Regions from separate parts of the Mus musculus genome. Here region 1 is linked to region 2. The links are chromatin contacts, found by POLR2A ChIA-PET in ENCODE. All regions are on one chromosome and are shown on one strand. Each heading gives the region's core, a stretch centred on a gene start or an enhancer-like site at or near the end of the contact. The rest is flanking DNA. Distances are from core to core; before and after follow the strand shown.

What was found. ChIA-PET counts read pairs that join two places held with the same protein, here RNA polymerase II (POLR2A).
Region 1: POLR2A ChIA-PET joins it to region 2 with 12 read pairs in Patski. The contact joins the promoter of Rps26 here to the promoter of Myl6 in region 2. POLR2A ChIA-PET finds 5 or more read pairs at or near these places in 4 of 5 experiments (Patski and embryonic stem cell).

Annotation. Positions count from the first base shown.
Region 1 is chr10:128,624,235-128,630,415 of GRCm38, forward strand. Rps26 (ribosomal protein S26) reads right to left here and starts at 2,272. Exons shown (of 4, transcript NM_013765.2): 1 at 2,242-2,272; 2 at 1,829-2,006; 3 at 973-1,103; 4 at 295-402. The coding sequence starts at 2,244. The coding sequence ends at 367.
Region 2 is chr10:128,490,254-128,495,765 of GRCm38, forward strand. Myl6 (myosin, light polypeptide 6, alkali, smooth muscle and non-muscle) reads right to left here and starts at 3,633. Exons shown (of 7, transcript NM_001317218.1): 1 at 3,556-3,633; 2 at 3,286-3,313; 3 at 2,349-2,492; 4 at 1,976-2,149; 5 at 1,806-1,883; 6 at 1,467-1,511; 7 at 606-780. The coding sequence starts at 3,558. The coding sequence ends at 1,483. Myl6b (myosin, light polypeptide 6B) reads right to left here. Exons shown (of 7, transcript NM_172259.1): 5 at 4,801-4,974; 6 at 4,337-4,414; 7 at 3,904-4,230. The coding sequence ends at 4,202. It overlaps Smarcc2 (SWI/SNF related, matrix associated, actin dependent regulator of chromatin, subfamily c, member 2), which reads left to right. Exons shown (of 29, transcript NM_001372395.1): 29 at 1-338.

The sequences.
Region 1 (6,181 bases), core at 1,022-3,521, 130 kb after region 2:
GCCGGGGACCAGTGAGTGCCCTGCACCATAAAAACAGAAACCCTGGCTTGTTAAGTCTTACAAGGATCCAGGTGATCCACAGAACCCTGTCCATAAGCTGAGCCCAGTGAACACACTTGTAATCCCATGGCTTGCTGGGAGTCCAGGCAGCATAAACGGGATCCATGGAGCTCACTGCTGGCCAGCCTGCAGAGAATGCCTTAGAAAATAAGGTGTACAGAGCCCAAAGCACCAAGTTCTGCACTATGGACCCCCTGAAACGCACACAAGAGTCTCGACATAAACACACTCCGATGCCATGTAAAGTACAACTTCCATTTTATTTTTCCAGGGTAATTTTCCTTCCGTCCTTACAAAACGGCCTCTTTACATGGGCTTTGGTGGAGGTCGAGGTGCAGCGCCCTGAAAAACAAGAGATGAGCTAAATTAGAAATGAGGTACTCGGATCTGCTGCGGTTGCCTACTTAACCCCAGCATTCTAGAGGCAGAAGAATCAAGAGTCCTAGGTGAGCGAAGGCCAGTGAAACCTCTTTTTTTTTTTCTTTCCGAGACAGGGTTTCTCTGTATAGCCCTGGCTGTCCTGGAACTCACTTTGTAGACCAGACTGGCCTCGAACTCAGAAATTTGCCTGTCTCTGCCTCCCGAGTGCTGGGATTAAAGGCGTGCGCCACCACGCCTGGCTTCCAGCGAGACTTCTTAAAACAAAACAAAACAAAAAAAACCAAACCCACCCACCCATGTAGTTCACAGTAGAGCACTTACCAGCATTAAGTTGAGGACCCAGCACCTCAAACCAAAGAAACCAACCACCACCCACCTAGCATCACTAAAAGTGTTTCAGGTTATGCAAAACAGACAAGCATTTTTAAAATTTAAATGTAGGTCGTAGCTGCCACACAGACTAAATAAGACCTTAATGGATACTTCTCTGGGTAAGACTATGTATGTCCCAAGTTAAAATAATTTACTTACAGCAGGTCTGAATCGTGGTGGGGGTGTTCGGTCCTTCCGGGCCTCGCGGGATCGATTCCTAACAACCTTGCTATGGATGGCACAGCTCACGCAATAATGCAGCTTGACATAGAGCTTGGGAAGCACGTAGGCTGAGAAATCGAGAAGCAGATTAGACAGACGCCCTTTCCTGTGATTCTCTTATTCTATTGGTCAGGATTACCCTAACCTCCAAGTTTTACTGATAAATGACACCCAATGAAAACCAGAGAAACCAACACCACACCCAACATACACCAAGAGTTCAACTCTTGGGCTAGAGGTTGCCACTCAAAAGGCCAAGGCATCCTCAAAGCCAAAGTGGGCCACACAATATGAGAATAGCTCAAGTTAGGGAGTCTCACTCTGCTGGCAGGCCTCATGGTTACTACTGTTAGGTCAAGAAAAAAACAAAACAATGAACAAACAGACAAAAGCCAGCCAGGTGCTGTGGTGCACGCCTTTAATCCCAGCACTAGGGAAGATCTCTTGAGTAGGTCTACACAGTGAGTTCTGAGACGCCAAAAACCAAGTCACAAACTGCCCAAACCAGTCTTTGCCCGTTTTAAAAGCTGTTCAATTTTTTTCAATAACTAAAGAATTATGCTTTTTCAGATTCTCCTAAATAGGCAGTCTCTCACAGGGATGGGATGCAGGGGTTTGGCTACCATGCATGAGCCTCAATCTCCACCCCAAGAGAAAAACCAAGTTAAAACCCCATCATTAGGCCTGCTTACTGTGCCACAAAAGGCACCTTCTCCCCAAGCTGAAGACAACGAGCCATACACACCCTCCTCACTCTTCGTCCCTGTACAAATCACGGCTGTGGCTCACTTACCGTCGAAGACGCTTGCTTCAGATATGTCCCTGACAGCAGCGGCTTCTACAATGTTCCGAATGACAAACTTCTTGATGGCCTTATCCTTGGGCACGCACCGGGCGCAGTTCGTGCAGCGAATGGGCTGCACATGGCCGCGGCCCTTTTTGGCGCGACCGTTGTTTCTTCTTTTTTTGGTCTGAGAATGGAAAGAGACGCTATTGGAAAGGGGGCGAGAATTCAGCCCTTCCTGGCCGGCCGCCGCCCGCAGCCCCGACAGAGACCCGTACAAGTCCCGAGCACGCCAAGTCCGGGCTGGACGGACCCTTTGTCACTTTCTCCTCCAAGACTCTGACTTTCAGGTCCCTACCGTCCATAGATCTACTTCTACCCCAGTACCCAGGCCCGCGCGCTCACCACGCGGCGACACTCACCATCTTGGAGCCAAGACTCGAAAGAGGATCCGGCGGCTTGCCCGACCCGCTTATATAGTACGAGATTCCTACGCTCACGCTGAAAAAAAAAACCCTCAGCGACCTGTAATTCTATTTACTCCCTAGCAGCTATTATGCTCGAATTTACCTAATTACTTAGAGTTTCCTGTGAAATGTAGGGTTGTGATAAGTCCCTAGAAATGGTCTATGACGAAAAATATCAGTGGAACTATTTAACCTTCCGGCGGAAGATTAAAATGTTACATTCCCAAACCAGGAAGTGATTACAAGGCTCTATAACATCCGGTTTACGATAGTTCCAGAGCGGAAGTTATCCAGAATTCGGACGCACACTCCCTAGTGTGGGAGGACAAAAGAGATGCATTGTGGGAGTTGTAGTACGACTTGGAGAGGTTCTCTCTTGCCCGTAGTAGACGGACTAAAGGCGGCGCTAAACCACCTTAAGACGCCATGATTTATTTCTTTGAAATATGTGTTCTAAGTGTAGGAATTAGAAATAGAAGACCTGGGAGAAATAAACCATTTGTAAATGCGTCTTTCCAAATAGAGGCTTCGAGTGTTGGGATTAGGCCACCACGCTGGGCTTGGACCACCATTTTATTTCCAGATCCTATTAACACAGATGAAGCACTGTAGTTAGTACATTGTATGTACCAACACAATTTAACTGATCAAGTCTATCAGATAGTTATTTATTTTGAAACATAGTCAAGTAGTCCAGGCTGACCTGGAACTTATTTGGTTAGCCAAGTGTGACCTTGAATTTCTTTTTCTTTTTTTTTTGATTTTCATTTCCCTAATTGCTAGAGATGAACTTTCTTCTTTTAAGATATTTCTCAGCCAGGCGTGGTGGCGCACACCTTTAATCCCAGCACTTGGGAGGCAGAGGCAGGCGGATGTCTGAGTTCAAGGCCAGCTGGTCTACAAAGTGAGTTCCAGGACAGTCAGGGCTATACAGAGAAACCCTGTCTCGAAAAACCAAAAAAAAAAAAAAAAAAAAAATTTAAAAAAAAAAATAATAAAATAAATAAATAAAAAATAAAAATACCTTTGCGATTTTTCCTTATTCTGGTCAGAATGGCAAAGATCAATGGAACAACTGACAAGAAATGACTGAGAGGATGGGGAGGACTCACTCACTGTTGGTGGGATAGCAATCTGGTATAGTCACTATGGAAATCAGTGTGGAGAACTTTCAAGAGATAAATCTATCACATGACCCAGCCATATCTCTCCTTGGCATATGCCAGAGGGACTCAACATGTTACTCTGCAGATACCTGCTTAGACACGCTCATTGCTGCTCCAAACACAATAGGCAGGAGATGGAACAACCTAAATGTCCTACATCTGACAAACACGTAGTGAAAATGTAGTTCATATACACTGTGGAATGCTGTCCAGCTGTAAACACACACACACACACACACACACACACACACACACACATAAATCATGAACCTTGCAGGTAAATGGATGGAGCTAGAAAAGATCACCCTGAACGAGGTAACCCAGACCTGGAAAGTCACTGTCATTGGAGGCTCTTAGCTGCAAACCTTCAGGTGTGAGTTCACATATCATATATCCTAGAGCAACTGCAGAAGTGGGAGAGTAAAGTGGAACCACTGCCAGGATCGGGGGTTGGGGAGCAGTAGCGGGGGAAGCGGCAGTGTACATGTGACCTGATCAAGGAAATGGGAAGGGAGGTGTTCCTTAGGGAGGAAGATCAAAGTAAATTCCGAAAAAGATTCAAAGAAGGCAAAAGAGACTAGTAGTATACAATTGATCTGATAGGGACGTGGGACCTCTTTAGGGAAAAGGGAGGGAGGTAAATACAGAAGAAGGAAGTGGATGAAATAACAAACATTTCTGCCAGGCAGTGGTGGCACACGCCTTTAGCCCCAGAACTTGGGAGGCAGAGGCAGGTGGATTTCTGAGTTCGAGGCCAGCCTGGTCTACAGAGTGAGTTCCAGGACAGCCAGGGCTACACAGAGAAACCCTGTCTCAAAAAAACCAAAAAGAAAAAAACAAACATTTCTGTAAAAAGCCACAAAAAATTATACTGCATTACCTACTTACCAAGAAACCCTATAATACACATCAACCCATGAATAAATACACACATATATTTTTAATGCATCTTCTCACCGGGGCTGATGGTGCTCCCTCTGAGAGCTAAAGACCACCCAACGAAACCCCAGTACCAAACAATACCAAAAAGAGAATCCATCTTTTGAGGTGTTGGCCAGGGTTGTCCAAGAGACTCTCAAGCATGCAGCAGCCTCTTCCTGTTGCCCTTGGTTATCTCTGAGATGGAAGGTATGTTCCTGCTATTTCTGAATACAGGAAGCATGTCAGAAGCAAGGCCCAGAGACCCCTGAGGTGGAACTGACCTGAATATTTCCTCCCTGAAATCTAGCTTTCCTGGTACCAGAGGGCACCATCTGAGGGAGTCAACCTAAAGTTCTCCTGCTATGATCCCACTAACCACATCAATGACCAGCATGGCATATAACCCTAAGGTGCAGTAGTGGCACACATATTTTCACAGTAACCAACAACTCTCTGGTTGGACTTAAGAACCAGTCAGTGAGGGGCTGGAGAGATGGATCAGGGGTTAAGAGCACTGACTGCTTTTCTGAAGCTCCTGAGTTCAAATCCCAACAACCACATGGTGGCTCACAACCATCCGTAAGGAGATCTGGCACCCTCTTCTGGAATGTCTGCAGACAGCTACAGTGTACTTACATATAATAAATAAACAAATCTTTAAAAAAACCAAAAGAACCAGTCAGTGAGAGGGGGACCATGGAAAGCTAGTTAACTACTCAGTGCTAGTGAAGCCATGGCTATTGGAGGAGAAGCTACTACAAATTCTTCTTCTTCTTCTTCTTCTTCTTCTTCTTCTTCTTCTTCTTCTTCTTCTTCTTCTTCTTCTTCTTCTTCTTCTTCTTCTTCTTCTTCTTCTTCTTCTTCTTCTTCTTCTTCTTTTCAAGACAGGGTTCTCTGTGTAGCCCTGGCAGTCCTGGAACTCACTCTGTAGACCAGGCTGGCCTCGAACTCAGAAATCCGCCTGCCTCTGCCTCCCAAGTGCTGGGATTAAAGGCGTGTGCCATACTGCCCGGCAAGCTATGACTTCTAATTTACTATGCCAGCATAATCCCTTGCAACAATCTATAAACGTTTGTCCTTACACCTACAAAGTATAGACTTCACCCCTCATCAAGGAAACTTCTCTTTACAACAGATGGAGACCACTACAGAAAACCACAACCAATCAAAATGCAGAGTTGTGGAGCACAGTCCCAATGGATACAATGACAAAAACATTTCTGCACCTGAGGCTCAGGGAGCATTGCAGAAGAGGGGGTGAAAGACTGTAAGAGCCAGAGGATCAGGGAGTTTGCCTTGAGAGTGTGTCTCCTTTGCAGCATCAGAAACCACACCCATGTAATCTTACCAATACTACTGCCCAAATGCAGGTTGGACAAGGATGATACCAAAGAACACATCACATTGAATAGGGAAAAGCCCATGGGGCCTCAGTCCCGCACAAAGAAGTGCAGGCAACTGGAGAAAGCTGGGGGCAAATCGAGAGAGGTCCCCAGGGAAGACCATACCAACTGGTTATCCTGTAGCAAATGGTAAACACTGATGCATACATACTGGTAGCATTATACAGACTGAACAGGCTATATCTAGGAATATATGCATATTATATACATGTATGCATATGTGCAATAATAATAATAATAATAATAATATAAATCATTATGTTATTATAATAATAAGAAAAAAAGACCTTGAATTTGAAAGAAACTGGGGCTAGGTATATGGAGGAAAGAAAGGGAGAAATGTTATAATCAAAGTATAATCTAAAATAAATTAAAATAATAATACAGGCTAGTCACGGTGGCCCA
Region 2 (5,512 bases), core at 2,383-4,882:
CCCTCACTGGACATTCACCAGGGTTGCAGAGGCCCACAGCCATCAGCCTCTTGCCACAAGAGGCCACACAGCAGTCAGGAAGGCAGCAGCGGCAGCAGCAGCAGGAGCAGCAGCTGTCACCTACTCAAGATTGAGCTCCGGGAAGCACATCCCTACAGCGTGGACCTGAATCCTTTTAAACATGGCTGCATTCCTTCCCTTATTAGGGAGGAGGCAGGCCTACACCTACTTCTGTTGCTATTGGCCCCTAGCCCTGCAGCAGACAAGACAGGCTCTGGCAGCACTAATATGTCCTGGCATTTTAGCTTCAGTAAACATTCACAGGCTTTCCCACAAAAGGCGTTCGGTACTTGGGTGAGTGGGGGCCAAGAATTTAACCTGAAAAGGAATAGATACCCCACACACAAACACACATAGCTACCTTGATCCTATAGGGATTTGTGACTTTTCTTCATTTCCCACAGGGGAGCCTTTCATTAATGGTTACTACAAGCACTTGATCCAGTTTTCCCTGGCCCCCAGCTTGAGCTTTGTTTCAGGATAGACAACATCATCACCACCTCACATTTTCCTCCCACCTGCTCAGGAAAGAAAGAAAGAACCAAAAGAGGGCAAAGAGAGCAAATTTTATTTGGTGAAGGCAAACATCATCCAAAAGAAACCAAATGGGCAAGGTGCTGTGACAGGGGAGCCTCTGGAGCCACACAGAAATCACACTGGGCAAGGAACAGACTCGGGATACAGAATGTCCTCAGCCATTCAGCACCATCCGGACAAGCTCTGTGGAGAAGAGAGGCGGAGTCAGCCGAGGAGAGGGCTGGGGAGGGGTACCCATGGGCCAGGAGACCACGAGACCATGAAGGTGGCAGGAGGGAACATGCCCATAGCAACCAACCTTGGGTCAGTTTTCAAAAGAGCCACTCAGAGTGGCCAGTTCTCTCTGTCCCTGGTTCCCCTCCCACTGGCTGTTAGCCCCCACCCCCAATCTAAATAGCAAGAACATAGCAGAGGCAGAAAAGTTCTCAGCTACACCTACAGTTATGGTCAGCCACTGGCAGGAGGAGAGGTCAGCTTTGGGTTAGGGTACCTCCACGCTGTCCAGTAGAGGGATGGAAAAAGGACTTTTGTTTTAGCAGCAGAATGGGGCAGTTAGCTCAACCCTGCCCCCGCCAACTCTAGAATCACCATCAGACCAGCCTTCCCTACAAGCTGGTGAGCGTTCCCAGACACCAGCACCAAGACCCCTGTAAGTCAAATCTCAGAGACCATTCTAGGAGAGGAGGTACCACACCCCCAAACTGCATTCCTCATTGAGGAATTTCTCCCCTCCCAAGCCAGCTCCATGCAGAGTCATGCCAGGAGTAAGGCAGATGGTAGTAGGGTATGGCCAGAGGCTAGAGCACAGGTTGGGAAGGAAAAAAAAACACTAGGGAGATAACTAGAGGAGAGGCTGGGAGGAGCCGTACCCGCCCCATGGGCCCGTCACCCCGACAGGATATGCCTCACAAATGCTGCAGGAAGGAAGAGACATTAATGGTGAAGACAAGACACAGACATGGGGTGAAGGGGTCAGGCAGTGGAACAGACATTCTGTTTACGTCCCATTCCTAGCCCACCCTCCGTCCTCCATCACCCCCCCCTTTACTGCTGTCTCCCCAACAGTTCCCTCCCAGGCTGGACTGAGCCTTGCTTGCCCCTTTGACTCCCGACTCCCTTCTGGAACCAAGTCTAGGAATACAATGCCTCTTTAACATCTCCTGAACGACCATTTCCTCACAGGCCCCAGTTTATGGTCTGCCCCTCACCTTCATAGTTGATGCAACCATTGCTGTCCTCATGCCCCGCCACTAGCATCTCTACTTCTTCCTCTGTCATCTTCTCGCCTGCAGAGGAAGGAACATTCTTAGAACTGAGTGACTGACGGGTGAAATATATCAGGTGGCAGCTCAGCTCCAGAAAGGTCACAGACCCTTACCCAGTGTGACTAGGACATGACGGATTTCAGCACCCATGACGGTGCCATTTCCTTCCTTGTCAAACACACGAAGGCCTTCAACATAATCCTCGTAGGTTCCCTGGTCCTTGTTCTTGGCCACGGTCTGCAGCATGGGCAGGAAGTGCTCAAAGTCCAGCACCTTCACATTCATCTCTGTCATGTGGGAGGTGGAGGTGTCAGACAAGAGAAGTCACACATGTTCTCAGGACATGACGGTAGGGAACACAAGGACGGCCAGAAGAGGGAATCAGAACTGGATGAGACAAAACTTGCTCAAGTTTGGCACCTATGCAGATAAAGGGATGACTTTAGCTGAACAACCATGAACCCACTACATTCTTGAAATGCTCACCATCACTCTTGGGGTTCCCTAGGACCTTGAGCACCTCGGCGTTGGTAGGGTTCTGGCCCAGGGCCCGCATCACATCCCCACACTGGCTGTACAGGATCTTGCCATCACCTGTTCGGTCAAACAGCTGGAAAGCCTCCTTGAATTCTGAGGATTCAGAAGAACGGCAGCACCAGGGATTAGCCCCGTGCTTGCTGCACAGCTCTGCTGCCAATTCAACTTAAGTCATGCTGCAGAAACCAGATATCTTGTCCTCCTCTATACACAAGACTACTCCTAGGGATCTATTTCTATCAACTCAAATGCCCCACATAAAGACAGGCAACCTTCTTTCCCTTACCTTAAGGTGGTAGCCATCTGTTTACACACCCCCTGAGCTGCGGCAGGCTAGGCTCTCCACCACTACTATACAACTCCGCAGGAATCTGCCACCGCCCAGGCTAGGTCCTGCCCATATAAGGAAGTAAGAGCCTGGACTCTAGCCTCCCACTCCCACCCTTCCCCTCCGGGAGACCTTCCAAGAGGTGAAGCCACATCCTTAGCAAACTCTCCAGTGCCCATCTTAACAAAATATCAAGGCACTGCCCTCTACAGTACTCAGAATCCAAGCTTAAGGAGGGGACAGTTATCAGAGGAGAGGCAAAAAAAGAAGCAGCAAACCACAAGCGTAATAGACCCGACACATAACAGGCACTAGTCAAATTGTTTCACACACCCACACCACCTAAAACTCACCCAGCGCTTGGGGCTCAGATCTGGAGTGGAAGGGGAAGGAAGAAAGAATGAGAAAAGAAAATGGAGGATCTAGAGCAGAAGGAAATCCACGGGGCACTCTCCTGGGAGCGCTGGAGGTGACAGGTTGGGATCAGAAGATAGATGCTAAAGGAAGGGGGTCCCTCTCGGTAAGGATGACCTGAGCTGCGGGTCAGAGACTGCCTACCTGCGGTCTGGTCCTCGGTGAAGTCACACTGCTCGGAGAAGAAGGGATTGGTCAGTTACCTGAGGTCCAACCCCGCAAGCTTCTATCCCGGCTTTACAAACTCCTGTTTGAAGCCGAGGATTCGCTTCCCAGGGCAAAGCCCTAGACATTCCAATCCCACAGCCAACCTTCCAAAACCTGGGCGTGCCCACGTCCACTGCTTTCTCTACTCCCACCCGCGGTCCTCTCCTTGCCCCAAATCCCCCTGATCTCCCGATTCCCAGGGCCCACCATCTTGGCTGCTGAGCTCTGCTGGACCTTTTCCGGCAGTAATGGCTCCGACGCCCTACCCAACCCCAGCCTTAGTACGTCCCATGGCGCATGACGTCACCCTCCGCCGTTTCATCCAATAGGCACGCTAGTCTGGGCTCATGCAGATGACATCACTACATTATTAATGAGGTGGGGGGGGGGCGCCCTACCTCGGCTCAGGAATCTAGCAGGGGGGCCTGGGTTGGGACTCTCGGAAACCTTTCTTCCGAGCTGCACCAAGAGCAGAGGATTTGGGCTTTTGCAGAAGAGAGGACTACCCGCTCCCGTCCTTCCTCTTTCTCAAAAGAAAACTGTCGGAAACCGAAGCAGGAACCATGTTTTTATTTCAAAACTGTAAGTGCCCCCTAGTGGCAGGAACGCGCTTCTGGCCGCACAGGAGGTGGGGCAAGTTTCCGTCGCTGCAGGTTCTACGTGGGGTGGGAGTCGGGGCTGGGGTGGGGTGGGGGTGGGAGGGGGTGGGGGGTGGGGAAGGAAATAGTCCAGCCCTGGCGGCTGCGCTACGGACGGGCGCGGAGACGCACTGCCTGCGCTTCTATCTGGTGGATCGAGGACCCTTGCCTCTCAAGCGGATACCAGGGGCTGGCTGGAGGGCCACCTGCGGAGCTCAGAGGCTTAGGATATGCTTCAGGAAGGCTGCACGAAAGGAGACGAGAGGACTTGAGAAACTGACCTTCGGGTAACTGAGGGTACTCCCACCCCCCTCAAGTCTCCTTACTCCCTGGCCATCCTGCCCCCTCACCCTCATAGTTGATGCAGCCGTTGCTGTCCTCGTGGCCTGCCAGAACAGTCTCTACCTCTTCCTCAGTCATCTTCTCTCCTGAACCCAAAAACAGTTAGAGTCCCCCGCCTTCCCTGCCTCACCAGCCCAAGACATTCTCAGGGTGGTTCATCCTCCCACCCTTGCCCTTTTTCATATCAACGGTGCCTTGGAGCAGGTGAAAGCTTTGACTTGACAGCGAAACAAGCTGCCGGGGTTGAGACTTGCATGGAATCAACACAATTGTGGCTTGCAAAGGGGGACATTGCATTCCCTGCCCTTGGCTCATAGCTGGACACTTTAGCCTCTAGGTGATCTGTCTCCACAATGCTGGCCCTCTTGAGTCTCCTGCCCATAACTGCAGGACCATAAACCCATTCTAGGCTCTACTTAGCTCTTCCAGGACCCCCCACTTCTCCACCCCACAGCTCTGGGCCCTGCCTCACCGAGAGTGGTAAGAACATGTCTGAGCTCTGCACCCATGACCTTGCCGTTGCCCTCTTTGTCAAACACACGAAGCCCCTCTAGGTAGTCCTCATATGTGCCTTGGTCCCGGTTCTTGGCCACTGCCTGCAGCATGGGCAGGAACGTCTCAAAGTCTACACGTCGGGACTTCAGCTCTGGCAATTAGATAGAGATGAGAGAGATCAACTGAGGTGTGGGATCCAGTGCAATTAGATAGAGATGAGAGAGATCAACTGAGGTGTGGGATCCAGTGCCATCCAACCCTACTATTGTGACTTTCATCCCTTTCAGCATTCAGGATGTTTCTCTTCCCTGTGTTTGACGTTTTTTGAGTCCTGAGGTCCATCCTAGCGTCCTCTGTCACCTTACCAATATTCTGTCATTGAAAATTGAAACTGTTGCCAGGCCTGGTGGTGCAGTTTTGTAACTACAGCTACCAGGCAAGTTCAAAGCCAGCCAGAACAACTTAAGACTGTCTCAACAGAAAGGAAAAAAAAAAAAAAAGGAAAGGCAGGGATGTAGCCCAGTGGCTGGACACACTCAAAACAGAAAGAGAGAACCACTAAGCCCACACACCTTCAGTCCCAGCATTCAGAGGCAGGGGAAGTCCCTCTTGAGTCTGAGGCCAACCTGGTCTATACAATGAGTTCCAGGCTAAGCAGGGCTATATAGAGACACCCTATGTAGTAGTAA